2 separate regions of the Homo sapiens genome follow, and region 1 is linked to region 2. A link is a loop called in an ENCODE intact Hi-C map of the cell type or tissue named here. Cell type or tissue: mammary epithelial cell. All regions are shown on one strand. Links, peaks and the distances in the headings refer to the core of each region. The heading gives the core; the rest is flanking DNA. Region 1 has its middle 230 kb from the start of KLHL1. Region 2 has its middle 450 kb from the start of LINC00348.

The links. Peaks named below come from ENCODE experiments on the same cell type or tissue, not always from the same donor. Only the 100,000 strongest peaks of a DNase experiment are listed, where the experiment ranks them.
Region 1: it touches region 2 in a loop (13-fold over the local background); 15 of 110 quality-filtered maps call a loop at or near these places.

The regions. Positions count from the first base shown.
Region 1 is chr13:70,337,221-70,341,629 of GRCh38, reverse strand. No RefSeq gene overlaps it. Among named protein-coding and RNA genes, the nearest start is that of KLHL1, 230 kb to the right of the region's middle. In mammary epithelial cell, for the core only: a CTCF peak has its summit at 1,628 (motif pointing left); no DNase peak of the experiment used is centred there.
Region 2 is chr13:70,566,922-70,571,330 of GRCh38, reverse strand. No RefSeq gene overlaps it. Among named protein-coding and RNA genes, the nearest start is that of LINC00348, 450 kb to the left of the region's middle. In mammary epithelial cell, for the core only: a CTCF peak has its summit at 2,561 (motif pointing right); no DNase peak of the experiment used is centred there; H3K27me3 peaks cover 61 bases.

The DNA of each region.
Region 1 (4,409 bases), core at 78-4,077, 230 kb after region 2:
GCTAAGTTTCCTTTTATAGGTAATAAGACCCTTTTCTCTAGCTACCGTTAAGATTTATTCTTTTGTGTTGACCTTGGATTGATTACCATGAGCCTTGGGGATGGTCATCTTGTATAGTATTTCACAGAAGTTACCTGGATTTCTTGCATCTGTATGTTAAACTCTCTAGCAAGATTGGAAAAATTTTGCTAAATTATATCCTTAAATATGTTTTCCAAGTTGCTTACTTACTCTCCTTTTTTCTCAGAAATGTCAGTAAGCCATAGATTTGGTTGCTTTATAGAATACCATATCTTGAAGGATTTGTTCATTATTTTTTGTTATTTTTTCTTTATTTTTGTCTGACTGGGTTAATTTGAAGGTTGAGTGTTTGAGCTCTGAAATTCTTTCTTCTGCTTGACCTAGTCTGTTTAGGCTTCCAGTTGTATTTTGAAATTTCTGTTGTGAGTTTTTCAATTCCATAAATTCTGTCTGGTTCTTTCTTAATACGGCTATGTTGGCTTTAAAATCATAAATAATTTGTTTGGTTTATTGGTGTTAGACCCTAATGTAAATGATGAGTTAAAGGGTGCAGCACACCAATATGGCCCATGTATACATATGTAACAAACCTGCACGTTGTGCACATGTACCCTAGAACTTATAGTATAATTAAAATATATAAGATTTTAACTTTCTTTTGGATTTCATTGAATTTCCTTGTTTTGTTGATCTTTTGTGTTTTTTGTAATCTCCATTTCACTTATTTCTTCTGTAATCTAAATTATTTCCTTCAGTTTACTAACTTTGGGCTTAGTTTATTCTTGTTTTTCCACTTACTTGAGGTGCAATGTTAGGTTGTTTATTTGAGGTCTTCCTTTTTTCTTGATATAAGCATTTACTGCTATAAACTTCCTTTTTAAAGTTTAAAATAGCTTTTGCTATATTATATAGGATTTGGTTGAATTGTATACTTTAAACAGGTGAGCTTTCTGTTATGTAACCTATGTATCACATTTAGTGCAAATGTGTTCCAAGATTAGTATTTTTTTAAGTCAACCAGTTTTTTCTCCTGGAGAGGAAGTTTACCTTATGATGTCCATGGTGATTATTCCTCAAATTACGTTTTCACTGATATTAAAATTGCTGATTCACATTCTTATTGATTAATATTGAGAGTATACCTTTTACTATATTTTTATTTGTCATATATACATACATACACACACATATAGCTTTTAATTTGCTTCTTATAACTTAAAATATTACTGAGACTTTGTGTTTTTAACATTTTATTTTTAAGAATTAACAGACTAATTTGCATTATTTATTAAAATAGCGTTCCTTGCATTTTTTCTCCTTACCTTCACTAACTTGTGTTAGATTTAATTTCCATCTTTGTGAAAATATTTTATTTGCAAAACTAAATATTTGGTAACTTTTAGTTATTCAACTGATTATTTTCTACTTTATACCCATATTAGAGTTCATTATTTTGTCATTGTGAAACAGCTTCATTGTCTGAGGTAAATACCCAAGGTTCGTTGTCTGGTGCCAGGAAGATTTAGGACACCAACACTTAGGAGGAGTTTAGGAACAGAGGTTTAATAGGCGAAAGAAAGAGAGAGGAGAACAGCTCTCCCTCTAGTGGTTTCTGAAAGGAAAGGCCAGCCAGTGGCAGAGTTCGCCAGATTTTATAGTCAGGCTTGAGGAGGCAGTGTCTGATTTATGTAGGGCCCACAGATTGGTTCTAGGGCCCACAGATTGGCTCTATCAGGTGTGACATTTCCATAGGATGGGGAAGGCTGGCCACCCCTCCCTAATCTTATTATGCAAATAGGCTTTCCACTTGACAGGTGCCATCTTGTCTGCTCCTTACTGTATACGTGGCTGGCAAAGGGAAGGGAAGATGGAGCTGCCATTTTGAACTTGTCTAGTCCCAAGTAGCTTTTTCCTGCTCTTATTCACCCCTGTAAGCTTCCATCTTGCTCATCTATTGCTGCAGCTCGATTTTACAGGCTGCTGTTTGTTAGAAAATGATTTTGAGGCTGCTATTCATTAAAAAGGAAAACCTTACTGAGGACTCCCATACCCTCACTATCTGCCTAAGTAATTTCTTAACTCCTAAATCAATTATTTAATAGCTTAAAATGTGTAGGAAACTAAAGCTTGAGAATCTAAGTAAATTGCTCAAAAAATATACAAGAAGGCTAAAAAATAGGCCTAAAAATATCTTCACTGTATGTGGTCTATATTACAAATTGTTTAGTTTATATAAAAGCATGCAACTTCTGGTAATATGGCACAACTTATGATAACATATAAGAAAATATTAAAGCAGATAAGTGAAGAAAAAAATTTAAGTAAATTAATATTGGGTACTTTTTACAAGATATTTTCAGATGGATGTTCTCATATAATTACAAGAAAAACCTTAAAATAGTAATTATCATCTATTTTCATAGACATAGAATAAATGTTTAGAAATGATATATAAATTATTCTCATCATAATGTTAGTAAATTATAACCTAAACTCATAATTTAAGATTGTGAAAGCATGAGGGTTATTTTTAAAGTTTTTGTGTTTTTTTTTCCTTTCCTTTTGAACATTATAGCACTTCTTGTTATAGATGGGTGGGGGATTATTGAAATTCCGTCTCCTGTTTTTCTTATTTCCTCAGAACAATATTTTCTAAATCATGGTTTTTTTTTTTCTTTTGCTTTAATTAAGAATTTCCATCATCCACCAACTTATACTCAAAGACCAGCAGCAGACTTCAAGCTGTCCTCTTCTTGACTGATCATTCACAGGAAATATTCCCTCAAGGGAAAACACATCATTTCTGTATGAAAAATGAAATGGATGTGTCACATGGAAGGGGACTGTCAAGCATAAAACATACAAAGAAGTCCCTTCTCTCAGTTTCATGTCAGTTATTTTTTTACTTCTCATAAAGCAGGCTGTGTTATAAGGTCTTAGGCAAGTACATTAAAATATTTAGAAATTCAAAAGATATTTTTAAAATTAGGAGTAATTAAGAAAACTTTATCTTTTATGTCCATTTTATCTAAGTTCTTATTACAGTATAATTTTGGATTCATAGTCAAATGTTTACTCAGCCCAATTAAATATTTTGGCATATTTTTGATGCATTCTGCTCCAAGCAATAGACTGTTCTACAGCAGTACTAGGGGACAAAGACTATTCTATACTTACAAAAGTATCTCATAATTGACAGAGACTCTCCTTGAGCAAACTTTAGTCAGGCTTCTGTGACTCCTCTTCTCAACTAAGGTTTGACTTTTGTATTTCCATGTTCAAAAGACATCACACGATTGTAGAATATTAGCACAACTTTAGCAAGAATCCTGTTAAGTTGGTTTAGCAACAATTCCCCACCCTCGATATCTGATTATCCTCAATATTTGGCCAGCTTCCCTACTAATGCCCCACCATCCTCAGATTGATACCTGATCATACTGGACTGCCTTCCATGAGAATCCTGTTAGGTCAGTTACCTACTCTCTTAATAAATTTTCCTGTCCCCTGATGCTCAGATCTTTCTTCTTGGTTATAGAGTTTCACTTTTCTTTTCTTTTTTTGAGACAGAATCTTCCTCTGTCACCCAAGCTGGAATGAAGTAGAATAATTATGGCTCACTGCAGCCTTGACCTCCTGGGTTCAAGCTATCCTCCTGCTAGTTCCATCTAGTCTCCTGAGTAGCTGGGACTACAGGTATAAACCCAGCACACCCAGTGCTAAAATTACAGGCATGAATCCCACATGCACCCCACTTTTCTTTATTGTATTCAGAATTGAGCCTCATTCTATCCTGAGGTCTCTTTCCCCCTACTGCAATAGTACCAAATACAATCTATTCTTCACACTTTCTAGCTGTGTCTGTAGACAGTTTCTATCACCGTCTAGCTTTGGTTTTCTTTGACAAAACTCAACCACAATTTTGGTTTTTAGAGTAATCAAAGAGTTTGACAATGTAAACTTTCAGCTTCAATTGTTTTATGGTGCAGATAAAGCAGCCTAATATCTCATGGCTTTAAAACAAATCATTATTTCTGTAACATGAAGTTTGTGGACAACTTCATACCCACTGGATTCAATGAGCTCCATTGGGTTTTGTTTTGGCTTTACATGTCTACTCTTTTCCCAAACCCAGGCTGCAAGGAAAAAGTCTAGAAAAGAAGGAAAGAAAAGGATAATTCTGCTTAGCTTTTCAGAGCAAAAGAATGGGATCTGGATTAAAAGACAAGCCTTGACTTTTTTTTATTATATTTTAAGTTTTACAGTACATGTGCACAATGTGCAGGTTTTTTACATATATAAGCCTTGACATTTAAAAAATGATTGAATAGGTAGTGAGGAAGTTTTTTTCCTTGAAGTGTAAGTTTACATTTCAACGGAGGGGTATG
Region 2 (4,409 bases), core at 261-4,260:
GTAAGGCATTGAGTCAATACCGAAATAGATTGGCCAAAACGAAGGGGCTACAGGCCCCATAAAAGTCTGAATTCCAGTGGGGCAGTCAAATCTTAAATCTCTAAAATGATCTCCTTTTACACTATGTCTCACATCCAAGGCACACTGATGCAAGAGAGGGGCTGCCATGGCCTTGGGCAGCTCTGCCCCTGTGGCTTTGCAGGGCACAGTTCCCCTCCTGGCTGATTTCACTGGCTGGCATTGAGTGTCTGTGGCTTTTCCAGGCACACGGTGCAAGCTGTCAGTGAATCTACCATTCTGGGGTCTGGAGGACAGTGGCTCTCTTCTCACAGCTCCACTAGGCAGTGCCCTAGTGGGGACTCTGTGTGGAAGCTCCAACCCCACATTTCCCTTCTGCACTGCCCTAGGAGAGGTTTTCCACTAGGGCCCTGCCCCTGCAGCAAACTTCTGCCTAGACATCCAGGTGTTTCCATACATCCTCTGAAATCTAGGTGGAGGTTCCCTAACCTCAGTTCTTGACTTCTGTGCACCTTCAGGCTCAATACCATATGGAAGCTGACAAGGCTTGGGGCTCACACCCTTTGAAGCCATGGCCTGAGCTGTATCTCGGCCCCTATTAGCTATGGCTGAAGCAGCTGAGATGCAGGCACCAAGTCCTTAGGCTGCACAGAGCAGGGAGACCCTGGAATGTGTCCGCTAAACCTTTTTTTTTCTCCTAGGCCTCTTGGTCTGTGAAGAGAGGGCCTGGTATGAAGGTCTCTGACATGCCCTGGAGACATTTTCCCCATTGTCTTGGTGATTATCATTAGGCTCCTTGCTACTTATGCAGATTTATGCAGTCTGGTTGAATTTCTCCTCAGAAAATGGGTTTTTCTTTTATATCGCATCATCAGGCTGCAAATTTTTTTAACTTTATGCTCTACTTCCCTTGTAAACATAAGTTACAATTCCAAACCATATATTTGGGAATATATATAACTGAGTACTTTTAATAGCACCCAAGTCACATTTTGAATGCTTTGCTGCTTAGAAATTTCTTTTGCCAGATGCCCTAAATCAACTCTCTCAAGTTCTAATTTCCATAAGTCTCTAGGGCAGCGACAAAATGTCAGAAGTCTTTTTGCTGAAGCATAACAAGAGTCACCTTTGCTCCAGTTTCCAACAAGTTCCTCATCTCCGTCTGAGACCACTTCAACCCGGATTTCATTGTCCATATCATTATCAGCATTTTGGTCTAAGCCATTCAACACATCTCTTGGGAGTTCCAAAATTTCCCACATTTTTCTGTCTTCTTCTGAGCCCTCCAAACTGCTCCAACCTCTGCCTGTTACCCAGTTCCAAAGTTGCCTCCACATTTTTGGGTATCTTTACAGCAGCACCCCACTTTACAGGTACCAATTTATTGTATTAGTCTGTTACCATGCTGCTAATAAAGACATACCCAACACTGGGTAATTTATATAGGAAAACAGTTTAATTGACTTACAGTTCCACATGGGTGGGGAGGCTTCACAATCACTGTGAAAGGCGAATGAGGAGCAAAGTCACATCTTCCATGGCAGTCTGCAAGAGAGCTTGTGCAGGGATACTTCCATTTATAAAACCAGCAGATTTCATGAGACTTATTCACTACCATGAGAACAATATGGGAGAAATCGCCCCCATGATTCAATTATCTCCCACCGGTCTCTCCCATGACATTTGGGGATTACGGGAGCTACAAGTCAAGATGATATTTGGGTGGAGACACAGACAAACCATGTCAGAGAGGCCAGTGAAGACTCTGAAAACACTAAACAAAAAAAGTAGGTTATTCATGCCTCTCCTCTCTCCCTTTATGATCTATACACATTTTCTCAAGAAAAATTGTTACCTGGGAAGCTGACCAGTGAGGAGCAAAGGGAGAAGATCTTTTACAGCTAAAAAAATACCATTGAGAAGTTTGAATTTTATATTTATGTTTTCTCAACTCTTGTTTGACTTAGAGTTGCAAGGAATCAGACAATAAGATGCTATTATCATATGACTGCTGCATAATATTTACAATCCATTTGTTATAAATGACGCCCCACTAGAGAAGGTTAATAATAAATTAAAAGCAGTATTTTCTTCATGTTAAATTTTACTATATATTCTACATATATTTAGTTAGTAGCCTATTGTATTATGTTTCAAAACTCTCATAATAACAATAAAACAAATCAAACAAACACACCTTATTTTAAGAGAGCCTTTACCTTAATAAATGATTTCCCAATCATACAGAGTTTATTAACTTAGATATGTTTCAAATGAATTGAAAAAACAATTATTATTTGGACAATGTGAATGCTATTAGTTTATCCAATATATATTACTGTCGGTTAAACCTCCCAAAAATAAGAACATCTTTTGTCCCACTTTCTGAAACTTAAAAATAAGAATAACATTTGAGGTAGAAAAATCTAACATTTCCATAATCATCAAGTTAAATAATCCATTTAAAATATGCTTGTAAATTGAAATTTATTTGTACCTTAACACCAGAATTATCTTCTTTGGCTCATACCACAGATTACCACCAGATGGTGGTAGAAGACTGACTAATACTTTCAATATTATCAGTAGGCAAGGCATATGTGCTTGGCAGTTTTAAGTTTTTGCTTTTTTCAGTCCTTTTTCCACATCCAAATAATTTCTCAATTCTTTACTAATACAGCTTTATTCTGTGCATAGGACTGAGGCTATTGGGACCTGAGGGTTGCTAGGATTATAAAACAGTAAATAATAGAAGAAATAATTCTCACCCATCTAAATTTAAGAAAATGAAACAAACTCTCAGGAAGATTAAAAGGTTAGGGAAACATTTGTTAAATTTCTTATTTTCAAATAATTGTAGAAAAATATATAATACATTTTTCTATATGTAAATACTATATTTACATATTCTATATATTCTTTATACTATGTACATGTATAATGTACATGTATTATATTGTACCATGTATAATACAATTATTCATAAAATGAAAGAAAAACATCTGCTGTGTGAAACCTACTACTTCAGCATGTACATGATAAGAAGTTTGGAATTCTTTTAATGTTCTATTATTGTTTCAATATCCAACACCACAAAAATATTGGAGTCTTACTTTCAAAGAATATGATTGACCTTGTGGCATTTTCGTATTGCACACAACACACAAGTGTGGCTTTGTAGGTACACAGGCAAGACACGCTATGGAAAAGAAAGTAAGAGTCAGGCTAACTTTTCCTGGTAGAACATTGTCAACGCTAAAAATGAATTTCATATTTTTTAACTCTTCCACTCTCTTTGAATTATTTCTCAATTTGACACATGACCTAAAATTCGTAATCCATTAGCTCCACATTAATTTTAATTGTTTCACAGATATGTTCATACAGAATTTTAAATGTTTGAAATTCTTGTGTAATGTGAAATCTAATCTTAATGAGAGGTATTTTTTCATTTGCCAGTAAAAATTCCTTAAAATGTTTATTTATATTATTTTCAAGAATAAAATAAAATGTATAACAAAAAATCTTTTTTGTTATTTTAGGATTCCTAATACATTCTAGAGTAAAGGATTATTTTTATTCCTTTGCTCGTCTATTAAATACTTTAATAGAATAGCATCTTTAGCATTTTCATCATGGATTTTAATTTTTTTCATCTTTTCCATAGACAAGCATATTCACAAACCTAACCACTTCAGCCAAAGGTCAACTAAAATAAAAGTTGTGGCATGATGTGATTAAAAATTAGGATTATTTTGAGGGTTTAGCAGTATATGATTCAACAAATAAAAATAATTTATATATTTGTGTGACTCTCCTGATAAATATTGTGCTTGAATTTTAATAAGAATGTGTCTAAATTTATTTTATCTCAAATTAACAAGTGAAAAAAACATGCTTTTATCATTAATAGACATTGTTCTTCATTTCTGAAGAAACCTTCAGGAAAGCAATGTATATTAAAATATAATATTACATTTTAAATGTTTTTGTTTTGGTAGCTCGCTCACTGAGGGCTTGGCAGAAATATTGCACACAATGATCAAGTTAAAATGAGATGGGTTTTGATTAAGTTAGTTTTTATTGCGTAAATGTGGAATAAAAGTAACTAAAACTTGGCAATATTAATCATATATAATTCTTATTTTATTTTCCTTTATTCTATTTTGGCATTCTTCTGTCACTACCTTCAGATACTTTCAAGACAGCACAAAGTTTATTTCAGTTTCTGCAGTAATGCCCTGTGGCCATTTCAAAACTTGAATGAGTGGCCTAAAGTTCAAACCATTGGGCTTACTTAAGTTCATTTTTAAATATATGTATTTAAAAAATGTAATCGTTATTATTCCTCTCTGTTCTCTAAAATATTACCTAGGGAAAAAACTAAGTCT